2 separate regions of the Mus musculus genome follow, and region 1 is linked to region 2. Evidence: chromatin contacts called from ENCODE Hi-C data. All regions are on one chromosome and are shown on one strand. The core of a region is the stretch at or near the end of the contact, and the rest is flanking DNA. Distances in the headings are between cores, read along the strand shown.

What was found. A loop is a pair of places that touch in the nucleus more often than their neighbours do.
Region 1: a loop to region 2 is called in a map of T-helper 1 cell, with 10 times the contacts of the local background. The contact joins the enhancer-like site here to the promoter of Ska2 in region 2. A Hi-C loop is called at or near these places in 1 of 37 maps with a recorded cell type or tissue (T-helper 1 cell).

Annotation. Positions count from the first base shown.
Region 1 is chr11:87,748,019-87,753,521 of GRCm38, forward strand. No RefSeq gene overlaps it. Among named protein-coding and RNA genes, the nearest start is that of Mir142, 6.1 kb to the right of the region's middle. Within about 2 kb of position 1,558, at least 1 of the 3 ENCODE cell types and tissues checked has a DNase peak (open chromatin) inside an H3K27ac peak, as active enhancers do.
Region 2 is chr11:87,105,323-87,111,272 of GRCm38, forward strand. It overlaps Ska2 (spindle and kinetochore associated complex subunit 2), which reads left to right and starts at 3,939. Exons shown (of 4, transcript NM_025377.3): 1 at 3,939-3,982. The coding sequence starts at 3,950. Prr11 (proline rich 11) reads right to left here and starts at 3,392. Exons shown (of 10, transcript NM_175563.5): 1 at 3,319-3,392; 2 at 687-819. The coding sequence starts at 814.

The sequences.
Region 1 (5,503 bases), core at 308-2,807, 640 kb after region 2:
TGGGAGGGTAAGCTCCGGACTGCTGGGGCTGTAGCGCTGAAGGCAGAGAGAATATTGGAGCTAGTGGAGGATTATTAAGGCCTCCACCTTATGAGGGACAGGACCAGACCACATCAGCCTGATTCCAGGAGAAACCATGGCTGTGAGATGTGTCCTCAGAGGTTTTTGCCTCAAGGTGCTGCCATCCTCTGTGAATGTCCCAGGAACAGGAACCAAGGAAACACCATACTGCCCTGTGCTGTTGACATCAACATGAGAACTAGGATGAAAACTATCATCCCGTTGAGTTCTGGCGCTCCATCTCAACACGCCCTTTGGGGAGAGGACAGGCTCTCACACATACAGAGCTCTGTGTGTTGCTTCTGTCTGTGGACCTCCTGCCTGCAAACAGAGGGAAGAGCTTCACGCACCAAGGCAGGGCCCCTAATTGCTTTCCAAAAAGTGCTTCTCCTTCCTTCTCCCCATACCCAGCATCTGCCACCCTCAATTTTTTTTCCCCTTTGGAAAAAAAAATACCTGTAGGGCCATTAACCAGAAAAGGGTGGTAGCACTGGTGGCGCTGGTGATGGGACAGTGTGGTAACTGTCGATTGTTCCCTCCCTCGGGGGTTGAATAGCAAAAGTTCGAAGGGAAAACACAACTCCGTACTTGGGAGGGGAACAAGCCCTAGAAGGGAGAGGGTGCCAGTAACAACCTAGTCTTCTCTGGAACTCTGGACCTGATGGGGACTGGATGACCTGAGACCACGGAGTGACGGGAAAGTCCAGAGACAACCTGGCAGCTTCCCCATCTCATAAAGGCAGCTTGCCGCACTTTCTCTGGGCAGCTGAAGAGACTCACTTCCTCAGCTCCGCCCCCTAGAGAAGCAGCAAGATGGAGGGCGGGTCTCAGACAGAGAGGTGGGGCATGACCTGGGATCCAGGTTTCTGCTGGGCTACATGAGGTAGTGAAGGCAGGCATGTTCGTAAATTAGCCAATTATCAGTCTCTTCTACCGAAGGAGAGAAGAATCGCCCACTCTCTCCTCTTAGAAGTACCAGGACTGGAATTGAACCGATGCCCTGGCAAAAGGATCTTTCCTGACGACTGGGGGCAATAACATGGTGGGAAATTGCCAGTGGCCTGTGGTTCCTTCAGAGCAAGTAGACTTTCATGTGGTAATTTCCAGGTTCAAAACTACATCGGGTCCTCAGTTCCCTTCTCACAGACGAGAACATTTGAGCAGCACACGGAATTAACCTTTCCCCTTGCCCATCACAGCGTGCTTACAGGCTCAGGGGTAGGGGAGGGCAGTCCTCCTTGGGTTCCTTTTGCCTCCAGGAACTCCAACACGCAGTTGGGGCCAGGGGGAGTGCGTAGTTGTGAATCTGCAGACCTCAGCATCAAGGTCCCTTTGGGAGTCAGGCCCCCCAAAACACAGCTATGTTCACTAACCCTCAGACCCTTAGGGGAGGTGAGCTCGGATCCCCTGCCCCCCATCTCCCACCTCCATTTGTCTCCAGCCTCTCACCTCCCCCTCTTGGAACCACAGCCCCATGACGCTGACACTCATGCTCCATTGGTCTACGTGGAGCACATTTGCCCTTATTTGGCTAGGCCAGCTCCAGGCTGGGCCTCCACCTCCAGCCCAGCCCCCACAGGCCTGTGTCTCTCTCACTTCGTCTTTTTGAGGTTTGGCTGTGGGGCCCAGTGGGCGTCACTTCAAACGCACTTTCTGGTTGAGTCACTTTTAACGGCTCAATGCTGTGAACGAACGTCCCCAGGCACCCTTTAGGGTTGGTGGCTAACCCTCCCCCATCTGACCACCGAAGAGGGCTAGGTGGATGGTGACCTTGGGCAGGTTTTGCAGACCACTCGGTGACCCATTTAGTCACATCCACTGTCCCTACTTACAAGCCTGGGGCAGGGAAGTGGACCCTGAGTCCCTCCCATAGCTTTTCCAGCTTTTTCCAGCTCCTTCCTTAGATGGGGATTTGAGAGGACAGACAGGTCCTCATGGGAGAACTGCGTCTTTGGGGGCAATTAGAATTGACTCTTTTGGGAGGACAGAAAAACGGGGTGCAGACTGTCGGTCTGACATTTAGGAAGAAGAAACTTAACCTGGCCGAGATTCCAGTTCCTCAATTCGAAATGGGGATACTGACATTTGTCTTACTGGGTCAGCTCGATCAAATGAGATGCAGTGGACCCTCCTACGGCACGGAGAGTGCGACATGGAAGCCAGGCTAGCTCCTACACGTGATGGTCTCCTCTTCCCTCACCTTATCTTGTATTTCCAGCTGTGTCTTGGGCGTGAGGAATCCTGTGGCAGGCAGGAGGTTGACAGAAGAGTTAGAGAGCCCTTCTGCCCTGAGCCCTCTCTGGACTTTAGGATGTCTACTGTACATCCATGGGTGAAGACGTACAGCTGCCCTGTGGTTTGGTGGGTTTAGAGCATGATACTGTTGCTTCCTCCTACTACTAAGGGTCTTGGACCTTTGTCCTTGGGAATACTCCAGAGTGAAAACAGGTCCTTCAGTCGACTCTATTCTATAGTCAAGAAGGCAGGATTCAGTAACAGGCCCGAGGCTACACTATAAAAGCTCCAAGAATCTTGTCCCTCCATTTTGTGCTCTTGGCTGTCATCTTATCAAGGGTAGGATTTAGGTTGATTGACAGATGGTAGCAAGCACTACTCTCCCAACCCCCTCTCCTTGTTTGCTTTCCTGTGTCAGTGTGATCAGAGGAGTCGAAGCCCAAGCATACACATACTCTTCACATTCACTGTGTGTCCTGGCTTCTCTTATGGCATGGAGAGGTGAATGTGTGGAGCCCAGGATGGATCCTACACATGGCAGGCTCTCTCTCTCTCTCTCTCTCTCTCTCTCTCTCTCTCTCTCTCTCTCTCTCTCTCACACACACACATACACACACACACACCAAGGGGGGGTGGGGAGACAGAGAGAGAGAGAGAGAGAGAGAGAGAGAGAGAGAGAGAGAGAGAGAGAGGGGAAAATACTGTTTAATCTGGAGCCAGAATAGCTATGCACATTAGGCCTTGCACCCATGTGTAGACAGAACTTTCCTTTTTCTCTGCCAGCATCCCTAGGAGATCCCAGAGGAGAATGCTGCTTCTGGTTTTGTAACCACTCCCACAGCTGTGGCGAGGGTGCCTCTCTCCCTTTCACAAGCACCCCCCCACTTCTTCCCCAGACCTTCTGCTTCTTCCCAGACGCTGTGGAAAGAACCTTGCCCTTGGCCCTCACCTCAGCCTGCCTTCTGTTTCTCTCTGTGCTTGCAACTTGGCTTCCTAAGGGCCGGTGTGCTGCTTGAATCCCCGGTCCTGCGATCCCGGAGCGGCTGAGCCAGAGCCCTACAAAACAGCTTCCCAGACCCAGCCATGTGTCCCATGTGTTGGAGCGGCTCCTTGTCTGACAAGACATGAGCATGAGGTTGAATCTGAAAGATGTCTGGACAGAGGAGGCAGAGGCCAAGGGAGACTGCCTGTCCATTCTCCTGGCCTGATAGGGAGCAACCCTCTTGCTCTCAAGGCACTGAGGTGACCCAGGACCCTCCTAGGTGCTGAGCTGACCTCTGCTGGGGACTCAGTTGGGGCACTTCTAGCCACTGACCCTCGCTTTGCTTTTGTGATTGGCTTTACCAAGTTTTGTGGTGCTGGGAGATCAGTTTCTCTCCTTTGTGGGAACTCTTGCTTCAACGCTGGCTCCCTTGAGGGTGGGCCTCTCAGCCTTCTCCACTTCCTGTTTGTGAGTGGTTAGCTCCTGTGGCTTTTTTCTCATCAGAAGCAGGTTATCTGACCTGCCATCTCTGCCTGCTTGTCTGTCTGCCCACTGAGTGAGGCCCCAGGCCCGTGCAGCTGGGGTGAAGTCTTGGTTTTTATCTCAATGCTTTCACTCTGGGCCTTCAATCCTTCTAAGGCAAAGGCCTTAACATAGGCTTTCGAGAGACCTCTTCTCTGCCTCTTCTCTTTGCCCAGTTACCCCTTCCATGTCCTCTCCCACTTGAGTGTACTTCTTCCAGAAGGTCTCTGCTGATATCCGCCCTGCCCCTCTCCCTGGGTCAGCACCAAGGGAGGACTTACTACCCAAAATGTTGGGAGGTACCTACCCAAAATTCCCCTACATCCCCCTGCAGTGACCCTGAGTCCCTCCTCAACTCTACCCCTCCCAGAAACTGAGAGTCCTCCATAGCAGGCCTGTGTGTTTTCTTCAGGCCCGCAGCCCTCATCTCAGCATCCACGGTGGCTGTCCTTAGAGTTAGTTAGGAAGGCACGGGAGGAAAAGACTGGGTTTCTGGAGCTTTCTCAGCCCTAATTTCACTTAGGGGAGATCCCAGGAAATAAGAATCTCCCAGAACCAGGGGCTGGAGATACAGCTGTGTTGGTAGAGTACTGGCCTAGTATGCACTAAGCCTGTGGTCCCAGCACTTAAGGGAGGGGCAGGAGGATCAAAGTTCAAGGTCAGCCTTGATTATCTAGCAAGTCCAAGGTCAGTTTGAGCTACATAGGATCCAGTCTTTAAAAAGGGGGTGGGATGAGTCCGAAGAGATGGCTCAGCAGTTAAGAGCATTCATTGGCTGCTCTTCCAGGGGCATCTGGGTTCAGTTCTCAGCACCAGCATGGCAGCTCACACCTGTCTATCACTCTAATTCCAGGGGAATCCTATACCTTCATATAGACAAACATGCAGGCAAAACACCAATGTAAATAAAATTATTTACAATAAAAATAAATTATTTAAAAAAAAACACCCCACAAAAACAAAAAACAAAAAACAACCAAGCAGCTAGGCATGGTGGCGCACGCCTTTAATCCCAGCACTTGGGAGGCAGAGGCAGGCCGATTTCTGAGTTCAAGGCCAGCCTGGTCTACAAAGTGAGTTTCAGGACAGCCAGGAATAAACAGAGAAACCCTGTCTCGAAAAAAAACAAAAACAAAAACAAAACAAAACAAACCAGCCAAGTATAGTGGTGTATACCTTTGATCTTAGCATAGGAGAGGCAGAGGCAGGAGGATCTTTGTGAGTTTGAGACCAGCCTCTTCTACATAGTGAATTCCAGGATAACCAGGACTACACGGAGAAACCCTGTCATTTAAGTGAAAACCAGAAAGGACCTTGGAGGATATTTTTCCACAGAATTTAAACGGTGGCAGCTGCCTCGTGTGTGCCTCACTGTGTCTGGATGCATTCCCAAGGGTGGACTTCAAATTGTCCGCTTGAATCTCTCTCTCCTCAACCAAGAAAGCCATTAAGACCTCCCCTTCCACATCCAGACCACCACCGATGGTTTCCTTTGTCTCTTCCTGGGGAGCTCGGGCAGCAGGAAGCTTTTGGGGGCAACAGAGGGGGTTAGGCCTGTCCTTTAGTGACACCTGTGTGCTCCAGGACAACTGTCAGTCATGTCACTGGCCCGTGTCTTTGCAGGAGGCAGGGATGTCCAGGAGTGGATAGGAGGCCCTCTAGATGAGCTGTTGTCCTGAGCTGGCTGCATCTACTGTGTGTGGC
Region 2 (5,950 bases), core at 2,689-5,188:
TATAATTAGTCAGCAAAATTCAACTCAAAAGGGGAAATAGGTACTTTGGGTTTGAATAGAACTCTTTCTGATTTTTACTTCATTGGAACGCATTTTTAAAGAAAAGTTTGTGTGTGTGTGTGTGTGTGTGTGTATGTCTGCAGACACTTGAGGAGCCCAGGAGAAGGTATCAGATCCTCTAGAGTGTTGTTATAGGCAATTATAAGCTGCCCCATATGGGTGCTGGGAATTCAAAGTATTTTAGGCAAGAGCAGTCTGTGAACCACTGAGCCATCTCTACAGTCCTCGTTTGAACTCTTGTGCTATGTGAAATTCAGGATGTCTGGTTAAAAATCTAACTTACTTATTTTTGATTCAGCTTCACATAGTTCATGTAGGCTTTGAATTAGCTGTCTAAATTGAGGATAACCTTGAATTCTTGATCATCCTGTTAACCTACAGAATGTCAACCTAGCCGGGCATGGTGGCACACGCCTTTAATCCCAGCACCCGGGAGGCAGAGGCAGGCGAATTTCTGAGTTCGAGGCCATCCTGGTCTACAGAGTGAGCCCCCCCCCCCCCCGCACCCCCAGCCAAAAAAAAGATTTATGTGGAGGACAAAATTCAAATTGGACTGCATGTTGTATATTATCCCTGGCTGACAGGGGTGAGATCGACTCATTCCTGTCTTCCCCATCACACTTTACCTTTCCGGTTCGGGGAGGGGAGGGGAAGGTGTCAATAACTTAGGAGAGACCACAGCGGCTTCTTTCTTCTTAGACATTCGTTTGGCTTTGGCTTTTAGCTTTCTTCTTCGCTGTTTGTACTTGGGCATGATTTCTGTAGAGAAAAATTTGAAGTTGAAAAAAACTGTATTTTATGTAGATGGGTGCCTTGCCTGCTTGTGTGTCTGTCTTCACACCATTTGCAGGCCTGAGCAGGCCAGAAGAGGGCTTCGTATCCACTGAAACTGGAGCTACAGATGATTGCGAGCTGCCATGTGGGTGCTGGGAATTGAACTCAAGTCCACTAGAAGCGCAGCCAGTGCTCCTAACTACAGAGCCATTTCCTTAGTTCCTGAAATGAATGTTCTCTTAGATAATAATGTATAATATAGAAAATGTTTAAAATTTCAGTATATAGTTCAATGATTTATGATATAGAAATTTTATACATCCCTGAATATGTTATATATCTTGGTTGTTTTATGCTTATTTCAAGGATTTTCCTTTTTCTCCAACCTTGATTAAGATTTAAATTGTAGTTCTGGGCATGGTAGTAGAGACCTGCAGTCCCAGCATTGGGGACTGGGATTTGAAGCAGAAGGACTGCTGTGGATTGAAGAACATCTTAAGATACATAAGTGATCCTGTATCTAAGACATCTAAAATCCGAGGTACACCCGTACTCACTACTCGGAAGGTGGAGACAGGTAGATCAAGACTTATGGATAGACTTATTCAAGCCCAGCCTAGGTACACGAGACCCTGTCTCATAAAACAAGATAAAACCAAAAGCCAGAGAGAAAGTAACCAGGATTCTAGAAACCACTTCAAATGGAAGAAGTTGTAAACTCAGATTACAATGTCTCTGCAGAATCTTTCCCTTTGGCTTTACATTAGCCCCTCACCTTGCTTTTGTGGTTTTATTCATGAAGTCAAATTAATTTCTCTTTATTCCCTGCAAGTCCCTCTTCCCGGCTGGAGACCAAACCCAGGCAAGTGGTCTATTACTGAGTGACTACAGTACTTAGCCCTTTGCTTTTCTTACAATAGAGAAAATGGCTGTAGTGGATTATATTATATTAAAAGATAGGTTTGTGATTCAGCAACATATAATGAGCACCTACTATGATAGGCAGATGTCATAGTGGGAGGGACCATTTGTTAAATGCCCCCTCAAGTGGGGTACAACCTACTTTTCCTCAGCTAATGTTCAATGTCCTCAAAGGTTTCAATCCCTGACAAGGAAGATTTTAGTCCTAGTGTTATACAAAATTAAGCTGAGGCTTAGACTAGCTATCTGCCTAATATAATACAATGAAGTATAATGAAGACCTATAAGTCTCCAGAGACCATGACTTTTTCTAATAGACTATGGGGCTATAGTAACTTTAACAGGCTTTATACAATTACCCAAAATGAAAGGTTTGTTTTAAGACAGGTACTTTGAAGCCAGGCAGTGATGGTACACGCCTTTAATCCCAGCACTTGGGAGGCAGAGGGAGGCGGATTTCTGAGTTCATGGGCAGCCTGGTCTACAGAGGGAGTTCCAGGACAATTGGGGCTATACAGAGAAACCCTGTCTCGAAAAACCAAAACCAACCAGCCAACCAACCAACCAAACAAACAAAAAAGACAGGTATTTTGAAACACTTAATAGTACTTAAAATATTTCTGTTTTATATTTAAATATACATCCTTATCTGAAAAAATAAAATTTAAAAAAGTCTGGGTTAGTTGTTGATACACAAGCTCCTGTCTCAGAACAATATAATTAGTCTTCTTCATGAGTTGACACTGCTGGTTCTTTAAGAACTCCATCAGTTATATGGAAAGGTCTTTGGCCAGGGGCACTTCTAAAACTGTAGCAGCAGCATAAGTGACAGATTTACTTCATCATCACTATTCTAAAACACATGTTTTACATCCCCCTCTAGTCAATTTAATTTCCATCATCAGTTTAGTTGGTTTGCCTTGAATGCTGAAGCATGATCTCTGCCATTGTCCTATAGTCAATTTTGTTTTAAGTCGTGAAGCATTGCTATCCCCAACCCCACCCGGTTCTTCCCTGTGTCTTTCTCAGAGTGACCACAGGTCCTTAGTCTTACCCAGCACACTACTAGACACACAGTAAAAGGGGTATACTTTTAAAGTAGATGTCAGAAGTCATTTTGCATCATGGAACACTGTAAAATTACCTGACATAAAATACTTCTCCATAAACGTAAATGCGCTGAAGAATGGCTGGGGAGAGCATCTGGTTAAATAAACATTGTGATAGGAAATTTGGGTAGATTCCTATAATTTGCATTTTTCGCTAGCGCCCAGAGAAGCCAATTACCGCCAGTCGGTGGGCCCCCTTTGAGAAGCAAAAAGTTACGACAAAGACTGAGCAAAAAGGCAATCACTTCAAACTATATATTGCAGTGTTAAATAAAAAATGTGTCTCAGATGTTGCCAGCGGAGCTCTTCTCCTGCCCGAAACCTTTCCTTTTCTGCTCCATCTCCCTTCCCTGTCCAGCTCAAGACCCCACCTCCATAAGAACCCAGTCATCAACAGTTCGAGTAACGGAAGACGGGACCAGGTAACAAAGAGAAAAAACGTCGTTGCACTTACTAGTCTAAGAGCCTGGGGATTAGACGAAGTTCGGGCCTAAGCCTCTTCCACACCATAAAGAAAATTTCAAAATTAAATCTTTGCCGACGAGCGACCAATCGTAGACGTGGTCTCTACAGGGTTCGTTGTCTTGAAAGGATCAAAGCACAGCTTGGACTACGATTGGCCAAAAGAGCATCACATCCTGGCCAATCGGAACTGAGGCGCTTCTTGTATGAATAAGGAAAGGCGGGCGAGAAGGGGCGGGGAAGCCGGAGAGAAAAGGAGGTGTGTCACGTCGCCTAGGCCCGCAGTGGAAGCTTTTATGTCATTGGCTGCTGCTGCTTCCGAGTACACCAATCGCAAACTCTTTTCCAAGTATGAACTTGAAAGTAGGGACCATAAGGCAGCCAATGGAAAAATTCATATATTCAGCAGCCAATCCCCCTGCGGCGTTTTGTGTCTTTGTCCAACAGGAAAGTGCGTTTTATAACGAGGGGCGTTACCCAGGCGCCAATGGGCGGGCGCCGATGGAACGTACTAGCCAATGAGCGCAAGACGTTGAGTGACAGCTGTCCAATGGAGGGCCTCAGTGCTAGCACGGCTTACAGCTTAAGCGCCTCAGCGGTCTGAGGAATGTCAACTATTCAATATGGAGGCGGAGGTCGATAAGCTGGAACTGATGGTGAGTGGAGAGTGAAGGAAACCTACTGGGTAATTAATGTGCTCCACCGATGGCCTAGAAGGTGAAGCGCATTTTAGAGTCTCCTGAAACTGGGTTGTGGAAGCTGGAACCTGAATTGAGTTCCTTCTTTCTGCACCTACGGGAGCTACCGCCGCCTTGGTCTCTTAACCGCCGCGGGGGAAGGGGTTACATCCGGGGAACTCGTGAGGGAAATGGCGGGAGATGTTGAGGGTGTGGGGCCTTTGTAATTCCCTGGTCCTGGTTTTCTCCTTCATCGGCTCCAGGAGCCGCGCCCGGCACAGATACCGCCTCACGAATTTCTACCTTCCTTGCCCAAGCGTGACTGGAACGGTCTTTAATAGCTCGGAGGAGGAGAGAGGTCGTTTACGTCTCCCGAAAAGGGGGATGGAGGATGAGGTGGGGCAGAAGTCTAGGGGCGCGGAGAAATTCAAGTCCACCATGCACCTACTCGCAGGCGAGCTGGGACAGTCTGAAAGAAGATGCTAGACTTGCACGAGAAACTTGCCCGCGGTTCCGCAGACTGGGCTCTTTGCGGCTTGGGAGAGGAGCCGCCGCGGGGACCGAGCCTGGAGCTCCTTCCCGGGGCGCGAGCGGCGTTGCCCCAGGCCCGGCTTTCTGCTTCCTAGATGCTCAATTCCTTTCCTCTGTGCAAGGAGAACCCTGGACGAAGGCCCTCAGCGGCTGCGGGCAAGGCTGGAGTGCACTGAGCGTCCAGCCGAGTGGCCTTGTCATTCTCCATCAGTGTTCTCTTTATTCCCGCCCTCCCATCCTTCCACTGCCCGCTAGATCGCCGCGCCTTTTTTCTTAGTTTTCTTGTTCTGTCTTCAGACTTCTTTTTGCATGATCACTTTTCTTCCAGATTGATCATCGGACCACCAGCCCCCTTTTAAAAAAATACCAAGATTAATATTAAAAAGTAAAACACTCCATCTGCAGTCTGCCCTTTTTCCCTCTGCGTAGGTATCCGTTGTGTCTGAGCCACTCTCTCCAAGGAAAATCTTGAGTTTGTAACTTCTGCTTTGGAATAGACTTTGGGGTGATCCTGGAAGATAGCGAGTACCACCCCGACTTCCCCATTCCCACACCAGAAGGTGTGAGGCCTCAGTTTCTTTTCTCTTGGGTTAATTAATTCAGGTGTTTCAAACACATTTTATTAGAAAGATTTCCAGTCTTGTTTAACATTGTATTTTAAAACTTTCTTTGTGGAGGGAGTGTGGGGATGGGGGCGGGGGTGGGGGGAGAGAAGAGGAGAAGAATTTTCTGCTGCTTTCCAAATCTTGAAAAAATGAATATTTGACTTAAGAATTTTTCGTGTGTGGGTGTGTGATTACCATCTTAAAATACGCACAAAATGTTAAATATTGTGGTTAGAGTCTATCAAACAACCTGCATGTAAATTCTCTTGTTCCTCTCCCATAGTATGAATTCCTTGCACTGGAATAGGTGGAGATATTTTTACTTGTTAGAGGCTAATTCTGTGTTTTTAACGGGTTGCTTTTTGTAATTGGTGGATCAAGTTCTGAGCTTTATCTAACCCTTCCATTGCAATCAATTCTCAAACTTTTAAAAAATATTGAGCAAATTATCTTAAAGAAAATACAAGTTAAACATCCTGTTAAAGGTAAGTTTTAGGAAGTTATGAGGTTGTTGAACTTTAACATATTTTAGATACTGTATAAATTATGGTCTAGCTTTAACATTTCTTTTTTCAGAGGATCAAAGGAAAACAGCTTTTCCCTTTGTAACATAACCTGAAGTACATTGATGGTAGTAGCATTTACAATTTTCAAGTTACTGAACTTTTTTTCATAACCAAGGGCTTGAAAAACATTATTTTTAACCATGATTTTCAATATTAACTGCTTTTTATTGACTAGACAACAAAAGACATTTCATCTTCACATTGCCATGTTCCTTCCTTTCTTTTAAAAACAGTACCTGTTGAGA